Regions from separate parts of the Homo sapiens genome. Here region 1 is linked to region 2. A link is a loop called in an ENCODE intact Hi-C map of the cell type or tissue named here. Cell type or tissue: heart right ventricle. All regions are shown on one strand.

Region 1 (8,000 bases), 140 kb before region 2:
CTTTCTGTCTTTCCAACATGCTAAGCTCATTCCCACCTTAAGGCTCTTACATTATTGTTCCCTCTGTCTATGTTTTATACAACCAGTGGCTTCTCATCCTCCAGGTCTTAGTATAAGGCAGCCTTCTGTGGCCCCCTATCAACATAGTCTGCCCTACTTACACCCCATCTCATCATCCTGCTGATTTTCTCAACAACTTTGCTTAATTCCTTTTTTTCTCTCTACTCTGTGAAGACAGAGACTATATCTTGTTCATGATGTATCCCTTGTACTTTACAGTGCAAGTATTATAGTACTTGATCAATAAATATTTGTTGAAAAACTAAATGAGTGAATTTATCACAGGAATTTCCATTCCAGGATTTGATTTTTCATTAGCCAATTACAGACTAAAATCATTTCTCACATTCCTTCTTGTTTTTGGCTCTAGGCTGCAAATCCATAGCTATAGAAATTATAGAATGTAACAGGAAGATACAGACGGTTGATCTTCAACAAAACAAGAGAAAACAACAAAACTTCCACATTAGTGGAAATAAACCACTCCTTCATTCAGTAAATACTGAGCACCTATGTTGTGCCAGATAGTGTCAAGCACCCATAATACCCTGACATTTAGCATAGCACTTGAGTGAAGCTTACAGTCTGGGACAGGCAAACATCAAACATATAAATATGTAGTTATACCTTGAATTAACTGCTCTGAAGAAAAGGGAAAATAACTTGTTGAGACTAACAATGGGGCAACAAGATGGTCAGGAAATGGCTCTCTGAAGAGAAGACAAAACATTTAAGCTGCAACCTGAAGGCTGATGAGTGAAAAGTGAAAGGGAGATGGCCCAAGGGAAAGAGTCTGGCCCCCTGGATGGTCTGTATCCATGGATGAGGGAAAGTGAGGTCCCTCACTCCATGGATCATACAGGGAGCTCTTTGCCACTTTCTCACACACCCCTTTAGCCATAAGGGAAAACAAATTTTTAAAAATGAATTCTTTGTCTACAAATGTAACTTTTGCACTCCAAGTCTGGGTATTTGGACCTCAGAAGGAATACCAGACAGGTTTCTTCTTTGTTCCAACAGCTTTGTTCTGTATCTTCATTGTGTGTCTTTGACTTCTTGAAGGATTTGAACTGATCTGAAGAACCTCAGCATATTGATCTCTCCCTAGGTGGCATGGATTTGTCTCTCCCATCTCCAGAAAGGAAACCATTTACCTCTTCTGATTCCTCTGAGTGTCTGACAGCAGCCCATTAGGGTGACACTTAGGCATTTATGGCATAATTTTCTGGGCATATTTATTTAGGAAAAATACCTTAATTATTTAATAGTCCACAACTCCTGCCAACTCATTATAAAGTCTGGGCATGTGAACCAGATGGCGAAGGAAAAATAAATAAAAGATCAGTGCCCTGCTGGAGCCCCGGGTCACTGAATCTGCTCTGCACAAGACCTTCAGTAAGCAACCACTCTTTGGTATGCCAGGAGGGTTCCCCATTCACTATGCTCCCGGTGAGCGCTCCCGGTGAGCACATCTGGGGCTTCCCCCCTTGGACCTGGAGGGACCTAAGAAGAACAATGGACAAAACACTGGACTAGGAATCCACACACAAGATCGTAGATCTACTCATTGGCTACTAGAATTTGTCCCTACCTGCTGTGTGACTGTAGGCAAGTCTCCTTTCCTTTCTAAATCTCAATATCCTATCTTTTTCTCATAAAATCAAGTCATCAAACCAGATCAGGGGTTTTCTAATATGTTTTTATCTGTAAAACCCTGTCTTCTATGGAAATTTATATGGAGGTCTAATACAGTAAACAGGTAAAGTAGAGCCCACTTTTACTTTGTCGCCAGAAAGTGCTCCTTGGGATGCCCAATGCTCCTAGAAACACTGCTTGGAAGCTACTGAGTTAGAAGCTCTCACAGTCTTTGATTATAAAGGATTCAGAGATTGGTTTGCCCCATGCTATGGATTGAATTGTGTCTCTCCCACCAGCCCCCTGCGATTCATATGTTGAAGCCTTAATTCCTGATGCTACCGTAATTGGGGATATGGTTTTTAGGAGGTAATGGTTAAATGACATCATGGTGGGGAGGCGCCTAATCCAATAGGATTGGTGGCCTTACAAGAAGAGGAAGAAAGAGCAATATCTCTTTCTCCACAGCGTGTACCAAGAAAAGGCCATTGGAGGACACAGCAAGAAAAAAGCCATCTGCAAGCCAGAAAGAGAGCCCCCACTGGGAATCAAAGGAGCTAGCACCTTGATGTGGGACTTCTCAGCCTCCAGAACTGTGAGAATACATTTCTGTTGTTTAAGCCACTCTTTGGTATTTTGTTAGAGCAGTCTGAACCAATAAGTCCCAGCTGTGGAGCCAGTGGCCTCTTGGTCCAAAGATGAGAGTGGCCGTCATAACTTTGAATTTGACTCCTTTAATGTCCATAAGTCAGTGTTCCAGTTTGAAGGCAAAGGAATGTCCAGTTCCTCCACAGGACTTCCTCATCTGCTCCAGCTCATAGAGACATCTTTCCTCCCTGGACTCTTCCTGTCCTCGTGTTTTGTTTGATTATCTCTTAATTGAATAAGGATAATCTATGTAACTTAAAATCATATAGGCAGGCAGTTATATCTTTTCAGTGCTCCCGCTTAACTCTTATTTTATTCCTCTGTCCAACAATATTTGTTGACTCCCCAGCAAAATCAAATAAAGATCAAAATTTCACATGCTCCATCCTTGCCTTTACAGCTCCCCTACACATAACCTAGGTAATGGACCAATCATTCTTCTACATGCTCTGTGTTTTTCTGCTTCTACACATTGTTTACTCTGCTTTTTCATCTGGGACACTACCTACCATCTATGGCTGTCTAAATTCCTCCCACCCATCAAGGCCAAACTCAGATGCCATCTTCTCCATAAAAGCTTCCCTGAAACCTCTAGTTGGAAATATTATTATTACCTCTTCTGCACTTTCATTGCCACTGACTCTGCTGATGGTTGCACATAGCACCCGTTTTCCTGCTATAGCTATCTGACAGTGTCTTAAATCTCCTTCTAGACTGCAAATGTCTTGAGAACAAGAACCATGTCTTATTCATCTTTTAATCTTATATGGTGCCTGGCATAGTGCCTTGTAATTAGAAGGTACACAATAAATAATGGTTAAATGAATGGATGGATAAATGAATTTGAGTATAACTGTACCTGATTAGGTGAGGAACAACTTAAATATAGACAGAGATTTTAATATGCCTGTGCATAAAAGAGGAAGTACGAACCTGGAATATGTGATGAGCTTGGGGGCAGATGTCAGAGATGAAAGGTGCAGTAACTCATAACGCATTCAACAGCTACATGTGTGTTAAGCACTAACCATATCCCAGGAACTGTTATGCTACTGGTGACCAAAACAGACAAAGCTCTTGCCTTCTTGGGACTTGCAGTGTAGTGAGAGAAACAGATATTAGGTATACACTTGAATATTATGTTAAATAATAATTATAACAAGTAGCTTGCTATATAAAGAAAAAGAAGACATTACTCTGAAGGAGAATGAGAAGCACACATAATTTAGATTGAAGGGTCAGCAAAGGGCTCCTCAAAGACATGGCATTTTAAACAAAGGTTAACTAGGTTGAGACCTGAAGGGCCAGTAAGAGTCAGGCAGCCTTAGAGACATACAAGGCCCCAATATAGGAAACTGGTGCCTGCAAGAAACTGCAAAGCCAAGACGGCCCAAGTGTAGAGGCAGAGGGATTGTTAGGAGAAGAAGATGGAGGGTAGGTGAGGACTTGATAGTGTGGGGCCCTCCAGGTTTCTTAGAAGTCTAGGTTTCTTCTAAGCACAGTAGGAAGTCACTGAAGGATTTCAGCAGAGAAGGAACATAATCCACCCTTCACTTTGAGTGCTGCATGGGGAAAGATTGGACCCGCTACAGAGTTAAGTTAGGAGACTGTGGCAGGGAAGATTTTAGACTAAAGGAGTGGCAATGGATGTGCAGAGAAGTGACAATATTGGAGAAATATTTTGGGAGATATAATATTTGAGATACAGTTATTGCCACCAAATTTCTTGAATGTATTTTCTTATTTATTGTCAATGTTTCACAATTAGAACATAAGCTCCATGAGGACAAGGACTTGTCTTATACACTGCTGAGTCCCACTGCCTACAACAGTGCTTGGCATATAGTGGGTATTGGGTAATATTTGTCAAATGAAATTATGATGGAATGACTTATAAATTTGAGGTAAAAATGAAAAGGAAGAAGGTGTAGAGAGAGAATTCCAGGATTGAAGGTGATATTTATTGAAATGAGAAAAATGAGGAGAAGCTATTTTGGAGGATAAGATCAAAAACTTATTTTTTGACCTCTTAAGTTTTCTAGATGCCTGTGAGGTATCCAAATGGTTACTGGTCTGAAAATTCTAATTTAGGTAATAGCTACACAGGTACAGCATCTCAAATCATGGTAACATCTAATACAGAATTTCTTGACTTGGAGAATATAGTGGCCAAGGATCTGTGCATAAAGGATTTCATAAACCTGAATGGAAAAAATATTGTATCTTCATTTTTACTAACTTCTACCTGAAATTTAGCATTTTTTTCAGTTATGACTGACTGTAGGCAGCAACCTACAGCAGTATATGCAGTACCTGTGACTTTTGTGAACAATAGAATTTACAGATATTTCCATACATGTTACAACCATCACAGATACCTTGCAAGATCATTTGTGCTCATCACTACCTCAACATGATAGAAGTCATTAGACTCACCATTATATCTTCTTATTTAACACACTGATTTTAAAGTATATCTATTGTTATAGTACAAATTTGGTTTTTTATGTTTTTGTAACTGTTTTTCAAAATAACATGTTTCCTTTTTTGTCCTATAGAGTTTACTTAATGTATTTAAAATCATTACTGTGACAAAGGGTGCACAGGCTTTGCCAGGCAGCTGGAGGGTCTGTGTCTCAGGATAGGTTAAGAGCTTCTAAGAGGAGCTGGAGGCTGCATCTGGGGAGGAGGGAGCTACTGGGAAAGCAGGAGCTGTTGGAGGAGAAACAGCCAAGGGGAGAGAGAAGCTGACTAGAAAAACTAGATCAGACCAAGGATGAACTAGTTAGGGCTGAGAGAAGCAGGAAGCTATCAAGAACAAATTGGAAAAATGAGGAAATGAATGAACAGCTCCAGGAGCTGACCCGGGGGCTTCACACCCAGTGGAGACCAGAGAGAGAATTCTGGAAATGGAAGAACAGGGAGCACAAGTTAGGTTGCGGCCTGTGAATGGCCGAGCTTGGGCTGGAGACCCTGTACTACATCTTCCAGAGAGGCAGCTCTTCCAGAGCTGGGGGCTCCCAACCTGGGTATAAGGATGCCTGGGGCAGGCACGTTAGAGAAGGGATCACTGGGCTGGGAAAACAGGGATCCAGGCCCTGCCCTTGACCAGCTCTGAGACTTTAGTCCAATCTATGTTCTTCCCTTGGGAGGGTGAAGGGTGGTCTGTTTTCTTATCCTATAGCTGAAGAAGTTGAACTAGAAGATTCCTCACGGTCCCCTAATACAAACAGTGTAGGATTTGGTTAGTCCTCTGTTCTGGGCCTGCTGTGATACCAGCTGGCTGGAAGTGGAGTCTCCTGTATTCACCTGGCTGCTCAGAGCCTCCCTTCTTTGTATTCTCCTTGTACATTCTTCAGGCTTCTCTTACAACACCTTGTGGCACTTACCCATTTATAAACCTGTCATTCCCATTCCCAACCCTACCCATAGACTATGAGCTTTTAAGACTAAGGATTTTGCCTTGCAGATTCACTTTTTCTCTCTGCTACCTAGCTCAGCAAACATTTGCTGAGTGAAAGAATGAATTGATATAACAATTCCATGAATAAATGATACAACAATTTATATACTTTGAGAATAATTATTTGATTGGGACAAGAGTAATTGAAGTGCAAATAGATGGTTAAATATATCAACGTCTATACTAAAAATGGTCTATAGTCAACAGGTGGTATCAAATTTTGTTCCTTCACTTTACCTACATATTTATCTCTACACCCTAGAGAAAAATAATTTTCATAATAAATTCCCTCTGGTCTCTCTCTGGCAAGTGAGGTCTCCACCACCATCCCTATCCCTCCCTCTCCTAGGCCCCATGGAGAATGAGTCAAATTCTGATCTCACTGGTCTGATTTCAGGCTATTGATTGACCCTCTCTTCTGCCTCCTGTCTCAGGAACAATAACTGAGCCCACCCACTCAAGCTTGAAGACCAACTGCAGAGAGGTCCTCCTTGGGCTTAAGCTCAAGATGCATACTCTAACTGACTTTACTCAAAGCAGCTGAAGTATCAAGCCCTAGCTCGACCAATAACAGAGTGCTTCATGGTTTCCCATTTGCCATGTATGTATATAGCCATCTCAGGCACATTAAGGGACAATTTGTGGCTAAGTTAAGGCAAGATTTGACTATTTCTAGATCCACCTGGCCTTTAACAGAGAAATCCCCATTCCTTTAGATGCTTGAGGGAAAAACACTCTGAGTCGGAGTATGCTAGTCTTGTGTAGGGTTGGAGAGGTGAACCGAGGAAATAAGAATGTCTCAAAAGCTGTTTAGTTGCAAGGAACAGAAAATCACTCCAACTAACTTAAGAAGAGAGGCATTTATTTAAAGATACAAGAAAATTCAGAGAAAAAAATTGTATCATGAGGAAAGCAGAAGATAGATGGCACAGAGATAAGAAGTTAGTGAAAGAAAGTTTATGAAGTAGAGATAACAACTGAGGATGTCTCTTTAAGAAATTCAGCAATAAAACAGAGATGTGCGTCAGTAACCCAAGAGAGTATTGCAGAAGACAATGTTCTCAGAATGTAAATTGAGGGATAGGAGTTAGAGAAGGGGCAATAGGGAAAAGAAAGATGACATAATTGATACACAGTAGATGCTCAATAAATACTTGCAAATCAATTGAAACCACCTGGGCTGAGGAGAAATGAAGTTAAATGTCTCAAGGGACACTGAGCGTATCTTTATCTCTGTCCTACAAGGTAGGCAACTACTTTCTGATTTCTCAAGCGCTGCAGTATGAGACTCAGCCATCACCCTCTGAGGAAATTGACAGCTTTCTCAGGCCACAGCCAGGGGAACAGGCATATTGTTGAAGTCTCAAAGCCACCATGAGTTTCTCATGCCAGCTGCCTGTGATTCCTACATATTGTGAGACCAAACAGATTTGAAGAGAGCAAAAAGTAGTCAGGAATAGCCAAGATCACATTTATAAATTGGCATTATGAATTATTACTTGCCAAATACAGTCCCAACAGAGGCTGGCCTTTCTCTTAAACAGGATTCTTGCTTTTGGGTCAGGACTACAGGAGGTCTGGAGAAGGGGCTAGTAGTTCAATCTAATTATACTAGCCATTGTATAAGAATTAAAGAGGTAAACTGAGTAAATGAGATGTCTTAGAGATATTTTGGTTGCAAGGAACAGATGTTCACTCAAGCTAATTTGAATAAAATAGAATTTATTTAAAAAAAATCAGAGAGATCTCCTAAAGCAAAATTGTCAGAAAAAATTATAATGAGCCTTAGAAGAAATGGGGAGTTGACATGCTGCTGTTCCCTCTCTTCCTCCTTCTATCTTCTTTCCTCCTCAAACCGCATGTCTTTCACATCTTCCATGTTATCTTCATGATAATATTTCTCTGTCCCTAGACCAGTTTCTGTACTCATGATGCCACTTTTACACAGTCTGTCATGAATGCCCTGAAATGGTGATCTCAGCCCCTAGTTAATGGAATCTTGCAGGAATGCTCCCACAAATTAATGACTCAATCTCTGCACTCTCATTCTAAATTCCCTACAAGAGCCATCTATTGGCTCAGCTAGGACCAGCTGTCTACACTATGTAATCAGATATTACTGATGTAAAGACACATGGTAATTAAAGCCATCCATTTCAGGCTGTGAATGGGAAGGTTTTCTAAGAATGAGGTG
Region 2 (8,000 bases):
GCCCTTCACAGGCCACTTCCACAGGTCCATATTTCCAAGGGCAGTCAGTGCCAAAAATATGCACACCCCTCATACCCACTTGTACAAACATAGCTTGGACAAGTGGGTAAAGGCCTTAAAGGATGGATGGGTGAGAGTTGAAGTCAGCAAGGGAAAGGGCTAGGAGATGGGGTGGAGGGACCTCAATTTCCACCCTTCCCTGGACCGTAGTAAAAATATTAAGGAGGTCACCAAAAATCCCAACCCCTTGGGATTTGTGACAGCCCCTTTCTATTTCCTGTCCAAAAGTCAAATATTAGGGGGCCATACCCTACATCCTATGTTTCCATGGGGAAAGGGGCATGCCACTTCATTCCCAGGGAAAGAACAGTAAAACTCTCTCCATCCTCTCTCCACTCCCTCTGGTTCTCCCCAAAGGAGAAGAAATGACCTATCTTATTGGCGAAGTTGGAGAAATGTTTGTGAATGCATAACTCAGCCCTTCCTGCATCTTATAAACCCTACCTGCCTGTAGCCATCACCTTTTCTCCTCCATGTGGGGATTAGGTCCATGCAGGGATTAGAGGGAGGCTCAAAACTTTTCCATTCTGTGAATGATATATTTGTAGATCCAATTCAGGGAGGATGAAGTAGAAAGCCTGTATGTGGCCACAGATCTGACAGCAATCGTAGCTGTCTCCAGCTGCAGACCCAGCGTCATCTTCTGCATGTGGAAATGGACCGGCAGCTCCACAATGCCAAGTCTGAGATAAGCCACGAGGGTTTTGATGGAGAATAAGACAGTAGGAAGTGAGAAGGGGAAGGAGACAGGAAATGTCTTATCAGTTTAGGAGGGAAAATAACTAGAACAAGGGATGACGAAACATGGGGAACAAACTGTAAAGGGCATTCGAGGGCAGTTGAAAGAAATAGCTTTGTCTGGATAGAGTAGAGGAAAAGGGGATTGAAAGGGAGATAGTAGGTAGGGGACATAGCATTAGTGGAATTTAAGTAGGCCGTGAAGCAAAGGATTTTTAGGTACAAGAGAACCTAAAAGGGCTCTGGAAAATGCAGATAACGTGCATAGGAGTAAAGGCCTGGAATCTAGTGATCTTAAGGGCCAAGAATGACTGCAGGATGTAAAAGTTAATCTATGTTAAGCTTGGTCAAACTGCATCTAATGAATGACTAAGTTGAATGCATATAATATACCTATTTCTATCTGTGCATGCCTTGAAACCTGGAGCTCCTCTCACTATAAGGAAGGAGTTTGTACAATGAACAGCTGATTGAACAGAAGCATGCTTTTGAACCTGGATGAAACCACAGTGCAGAGCTCAGTCACAATTTCAAAATTAAAGCTAAAAATGACAACAAAACTCTCCAAGTTTCTGTAGCTGGAGGTGATGGAGGTGGCCATTGGGGCTGCCAATTACTGCCAGATGTCCTGTTCTTTTATGCATACTTTTAGTTATCTAAATTAAATGATGGTTTGGCAGGGAGAGATTATTTCATTTTGTGTTAGAGTTTCCTGTCCGCACCTTGGTTTAATTGAAGACACCATGGGCTGTCATATAACTAATACTGGAGTTCATCATACTACACATTTGGGATGGTATGAACCCAAAGCTAGAGACAAATTAATATACAAAGGCTTGGATGATGTGAAAATGGAAAACAAAGAGAAATAGCTAATAGTTATTTCAAGAGAAGAAAATGTAGATGAAAAAAAGACATAGAAACAGAAGCAGGAAGATTTTTTTAGTTGGAAAGAAAGAAGGAAGGAAGGAGGATGAAGTAGAAAGGAGGCAAGGAGGAAGGGAAGCAAATGATTGGGTAGATAAACAGGGAATAGAGAAAGGAAAGGAGAAAATAAATGTTCTGTAAGTAAAAATATACGCATGAAACAAGGGTATTTTCTCTATTTCATTCAACCTCTTTGTGGTTGTTTTGTTTTTAAAAGCAGGGAATATCAAACAGCTGTTTTTACAGCTTCTGTCACTTTGTCAAAGCCGGCCTGCACACTCTGACTGCCAGGCACACCCAGACAGCATGCTAGTGGCAAGGCGCTCTGGTGAGCAGATGGGCCAAGCCTGCAGCCACACAGAAAGGTCAGTGCTGATGCCCATCAGGCCCCTCAGGGCTAGAGCCGAAACCAAGACCCTGGGAACCTGCTGGAGAGAGATAAGCAAACACTCAAGGCAGCATTTCTCTTCCAGATTAAAAAAAAAGAAGAAGAAAGAAAGAAAGAAAAAAAGAAAGAATTTGCCTAGAGATAATCTTCACTCAGTGCAAGCAGCAAAAAACTCAATGTCAGATGACATGAACTTAGGCCCCAACTCTGCCATTTCTGACCTATGTGGCCTCAGGCTGTTTGTTTTGCCTCTGAAAGTCTCAGTTTCCCCATTTATGGAATAAGGATAATACTTCACAGGGTTTTCACAAGGATTAAACAAGGTAATAATATGGCTCACAGCCTAGAAAATAGAGGCCCGTGGTCACTATGTTAAAAACTCATGTTTGGAAAAAAGAAACCAACAAATATAGATGATAGACAGATGGAGGGAGGGTGAGAGATTAGATAGATAGGTTGACTGACTGATAGACAGGTGACAGATACATAGATGAAGGAGATCCAGGAAAGTCTTTCAAATAAATTTTTGGTTTCTGATAAATGTAAGAAGGGTCTTCTACTCTCTTCCTCTCCTCCCATTCCTGCCAGTAGCAGCCAGGCCTCTTGGAAATCACAAAGGTGATTCTCCTTTCCAAGTCCCTTCCCAAACAAGCCCTCCAGTAGCACTGCTCATGGGGAAACACTGCCACGTCCAACAGAGGTCTTTATCAGAAGCCCTCAAGGAAGGGGCTTCCTCCCCTAGTGGTCTGTTCCCTCCTAAGAGTTATTGCACTACTTCATGATGTATCTGTGATGGGATGGGAGTAGGGGACACATAGAGATAAACAGTAGGAAGAAGAAGAGATGCGATCTCAGAAGCACCAGCATGAGAAGGCAAGAGCAGCATGTCTGTCTCTCCCCCAACAAGCTGGTGAGGTCGAGGGCATGGTCAAAGGTCAAGGAGGATGTGCCTGGAAGAGGGCCCTTTCCTCACAAGACCATAGCTTACCCAAGTGCCTCTTTACAGGGCTCCTGCCAGCTCACCAGCACCCTCATCTTTATCATTATCATCCCAGAGCAGAAGATTCCAGAAGACAAGTGAGCCTTTTCTGCAGGGCCTGGAGAAGCACGCAGTGTCTGCCTCCTCACTGGGCACTTGGCTTGCCAGTCTGAAAGCATGGCCCTTGGCCTGGCCTCTCTGAGACACTTAGATGATAAATAGAGCCTGCTCTCACCACCACCTGCACTTGGGCCCACCCCAAACACTTAGCCAGGAGCACGATGGTTAAAATTATAAATCAAGTTAACAAACTGTTAAGAAAAATATACTCTACCCTCCTACCTTGATAAATATACCTTCATAAGCCTGAGAAGTTTAAATTTAGAATTTCCAGGCTCCTGGGAGCTTGCACTGGCAAATGGAGCTATGGAGAAGGATGACTTCCCACCCCCAGGCTGCCCCCCACCTCTTCCCACACTGGGCTCTGTCTTGCCCTTGAGGGACCTCACACACATGTGGACACCCAGCCCGCATGTCCAAGCTCTGTCCACAACCCCAGTGGGACAGTCCATTCTCTAAAGGAAGTACTGAGAAGAAGCTTACACAGACTCAGGAGCAGGTGTGGAGCCATTTGGCAGGGAATTGCAGGTTCTCAGGTACCTGAAGTATGGTGTAGAAAGAGGGTCACCGTCCTTGGGTGGGTGTATCCTCCTGGCCTTAAGGATTTATTGCCCTTTGGGGAGGAATATGGCTGGAAGGGGATTACAGCGGGCAGGTCCAAAGCAGAGGTCCCTATGCCCAGATCCTTGCTGTCAGCATCCTCATCAACATCATGCCCTACACCCAATAGCATTCTCATTCCCATCCCAGGCAGTGTAGAGAACATTACCATTGGATTCGCTGCCTGCTTGGGCCCTTGCTACACCCTTCCAGCCACAGTTTTACCAGCTTCAGCCAGGAACTCGAGTTTCTCAAGCCCGAAGCCCTTTTGGGAAGAGACTGCAGGGGCAGAGAGAGGAGAGCCAGGCTGGAGACTGAGGCAGGTTTGAGTGGAGTGATGACTCCTGGGGCAGGTCCCATTGTTAAGGAGGCCCCCCACCAGATTTAATGGAGCGTTTCTGCTGTTCTTTTCACAGTGTTGTGGCTCTTAATAGGCTCCCCTGGCGGGCCGTTCAGAGCCCACGCTGCCTCTGAGCAGCTGCTGTGCTGAGCGAGAGAGCAAGCGGCTCGTTTGCAGACCACGTGCCTGTCGCCTTCTTAGGAAGCCATCACGGCACGTCCTGGAACAGGCTCCCGAGGAGGCATCACAGTTTAGCGTAATTCGTCAACTTCACAGCTGCTACTTGGGAGGGAGGGGGCCAAGGAAGCCAGCGCCAAGCCACTCAGGAATCTCAGTAGCATTCCCCAGGCCAGCAGAGAGAAGGTGAGCCCCAGCAGGAGTAGGCAGAGCTTCCAACGTGCTGCTAGCTTCACCTCCAGCCCTGGCCAAGATCTCTACTTGCCCTGAGGGTGCCAGCAGACTGGAAACTGAGGGAAACAGCTGGGTCTTCAGGGTCAGAGAGAGTGGATTCAAGCCTCCTCATCATCCATAATCTATGTTGTAACAAGCTTTTCGGTGATTCTGATGCACACTAAAGTTTGAGAACACCTGGTCAAGCCTCCCCCACCCCCACCCCAGTGGTCTCCCCATTTCTCCACCTTGGCCTCTCCCTAGGATTACCCTGACCTCCTGACAATCTAGCAACTAAAAAGTCAGCGCCTGGCACAAGAGCAAGCTCCAGGACCTTGCTCCAGCTGCCTCCATTCTGTTTGGTCAGTGCCCATTATTATACCATATGAGGTCTGCCTATCCCATGGGGTTGTTGTGGGCATTAAATAAATAATGCCTGTAGGGTGCAAAACAGAACACCTGGCATAAAGAAAGCACTTGACTGGTGGAAGATACTTTGATGTTATTTTGGGGGTCTCTTACTTTCTTTGCAACCTCTGGATGCACAGTTCTGCCCTGGGCCAATTTCCCCTTTCTTGTCTTCCTTCCCTCTGCGGCAAAGAGCCAGCCTGCTTGCCGGCTTCCAGTGGTCACCAGAGCTTCCTCAGCCTAACCCACCTAGGAACATCACAGCATCTCTGTTTTCCACCCCATCCATCCTATTCCAAAAGAAAACATGTAACCTCAAAAAGTTAATGTTTTTTGGATTTTTGTTGTTGTTGTTGTTGTTGTTGTTTTGAGATAGGGTCTCACTCTGTTGCCTTGGCTGGAGTACAGTGGCACAATCATGGCTCCCTGCAGCCTCCATTTCCATCACCCGGGCTCAGGTGATCCTCCCACCTCAGCCTCCTAGGTAGCTGGAACTACAGGCGCACACCACCACACCCAGCTAATTTTTTGTAGAGATGGGGTTTCACCATGTTGCCCAGGCTGGTCTTGAAATCCTGGGCTCAAGCAATCCATCTGCCTTGGCTTGCCAAAGTACTGAGATTACAGGTGTGAGCCACCATGCCCAGCCTGGTTGTTTTTTTAATAGATTGTTTTTTAGAGCAGTTTTAGGTTCACTGCAAAATTGAGCAGAAAGTACAGAGTTCTCATGTATTCCCTTGTCTCCACACAAGCACAGCCTTGCTCACTATTGTTTTAATCAATCAACCTACATTGACACATCATTATCACCCAGAGTCCATAGTTTATATTAGGGTTCACTCTTGGGGTTGCAGATTCTATGGGTTTTGACAAATGTAGAATGGCATGCATCCACCATTATAGTACCATGGAGAGTAGTTTCACTACCCTGAAAATCTCATGCTCTGCCTGTTCATCCTTCCCTTACCCCGAACTCTGGCAACCACCCATTCTTTTACTCTCTCCATAGTTTGGCCTTTTACAGACTGTCATTCAGTTGGAATCACACAGTATGTAACTTTTTCAGATGGCTTCATTCAGTTACTAATATACATTTAAGATTCCTTTACATCTTTTTATGGCTTGCTAGCTCATTTATTTTTAGCACTGAATAATATTCCATTGTCTGAGTGTACCCATGTATTCATTCACCTAATGAAGGATATTTTGGTTGCTTCTAAGTTTTGGCAATTATGAATAAAACTGCTATAAACATTCATGTGCATGCTTTTGTGTGGACACAATTTTCAACTCATTTGGGTAAATACCAATGAGTACAATTGCTGAATCATATGGTTAAGAGTATGTTCAGTTTTCTAAGAAACCACCAAACTGTCTTCCAAAATGGCTGTACCGTTTTGCATTCCCACTAGCAATGAATGAGAGTTCCTGTTGCTCCACATCCTCAGCAGTATATGGTGTGGTCAATGTTCTGGATTTTGGCCATTCTACTAGGTATACGCAGTAGTGCAGCTCATCATTTTAATTTGCAATTCTCTAATGACATATGTTGTTGAGCATCTTTTCATATGCTTACTTGTCATTTGTACATCTTCCTTGCTGAGGTGCCTGTGTGGGTCTTTTGCCCATATTTGCTTTCCGATTGTTGAACTTTAAGAGTTCTTTGTATATTTTGGATCACTGTCCTTTATCAGAAATATCTTTTGCAAATATTTCTCAGTCTATGACTTGTTTTCTCATTATCTTAAGGTTCATTGATTTCTAATGTTTTTTTCTCTTCTGTTTTGTTTTAGTAGCAAAGAGACAAAGGGAAAAATAAGAAATATTTAGTGAAAGTGAATGTTACAAGCACTCTAAAAGGCCTCACAGTGGAAGTTCTCCTGAGGTCTAGGGACAGAGTGCAGATGTCTTTCACAAGTCCCCCAACTCCTGTCTTTCATTTCCATTCATCCACACCTTGATTAAAAGCTCCATCCTTAGATAAGGAACTCCCCAGGCAAACTTCCTCAAAACAGTTTTTTGTTCCAATAGACAAATGATTAGCATTTCTCAACACCTTTGGGCCCACTGGCCTCTCTGAGAATCTAATCAAAGCCACAGGCCCATCCCCATTAAAATGCGTATAGACACATAAGCCCACACTCTTACATGCCCTCTCAGGGTGTTCACAGACTTCCCGAAGCCCATCCAACATTTGGTGCCACCAAATTAAGGGACCCTGCTGGAGAAGAATAAAAGAAAGAACAGAGCTGCTAACAGGCAATCAGGCAGGGCACTAAGGAGCAAAGTTAAAGGCATTCTCTTTTCAAAGAAAAACCCAAATTCACAATTTCTGATCTTCAAAGCCCCTGAGACCACTCTCTTGTCAGCACCTTGCTCTTTTGAGATTTGGGGAGAAAATAAAGAAATGCAGTCCTCCTCCCGCTGCAGCAGCACCGCCCTCTCAGCTCTGCCCCACAAGGCCTCCTAGTGGGCCATCAGTGGGCTTGCTGTCTGGGGCCTTCGTGGTTGACACAGGAGGCAGGTTAGGGCTAGGGCAAGGTGAGTAAAAAACTCATGGTGCAAAATGTAAGGGGACACTCACTCTCTGGGCTCTGCAGAGAAGTCCATCTAGGAGACATTTGGCCAGTAGCATTCACCATCTATGGAAAGAGTCAGCTGCCAGGAGGGTAGAAAACTTTGGCCCAACCAAGATAGAGTTGGTTTGTACCAACCACAGCCACCTCAAAGCAGAGCTCTCTGGCATTTCACCAGCTCTCAGACCACCTCTGGTGACCTTTGAAAGTGAGGACAGTCCAGCTCCCACATGGGAAAGAGAGCAGGGACCTTGTTATCACTTGACACAGAGCCCCAGAGAAGCTGGCTGGGAGCCCTGAGGAGAGGGTCTTTCTCCATCCCCCTCCTGGGGTGGTGGCAGTCACGCTTGCTGGAGTGGCTCCTTCCCTGTGGTGAGATGAAGGGACCACCTCCAGGAGGTCTGAGTGTGGACACTGGGGCCTGGTCTTCACACACAGTCCTCTTTCTCTTCAGCACCATTCACATGCAGCCTC

What was found. Hi-C counts contacts between places; a loop is a spot of excess contacts. Peaks named below come from ENCODE experiments on the same cell type or tissue, not always from the same donor. Only the 100,000 strongest peaks of a DNase experiment are listed, where the experiment ranks them.
Region 1: it touches region 2 in a loop (2.1-fold over the local background); 2 of 110 quality-filtered maps call a loop at or near these places.

Annotation. Positions count from the first base shown.
Region 1 is chr1:112,180,936-112,188,935 of GRCh38, forward strand. No RefSeq gene overlaps it. Among named protein-coding and RNA genes, the nearest start is that of LINC02884, 180 kb to the right of the region's middle. In heart right ventricle, no CTCF peak of the experiment used is centred here; no DNase peak of the experiment used is centred here.
Region 2 is chr1:112,321,388-112,329,387 of GRCh38, forward strand. All of the region lies in intron 1 of LINC02884 (long intergenic non-protein coding RNA 2884), which reads right to left. Among named protein-coding and RNA genes, the nearest start is that of LINC02884, 35 kb to the right of the region's middle. RefSeq lists an enhancer at 4,342-4,841. In heart right ventricle, no CTCF peak of the experiment used is centred here; a DNase peak (open chromatin) is centred at 4,366; H3K27ac peaks cover 1,071 bases; H3K27me3 peaks cover 936 bases.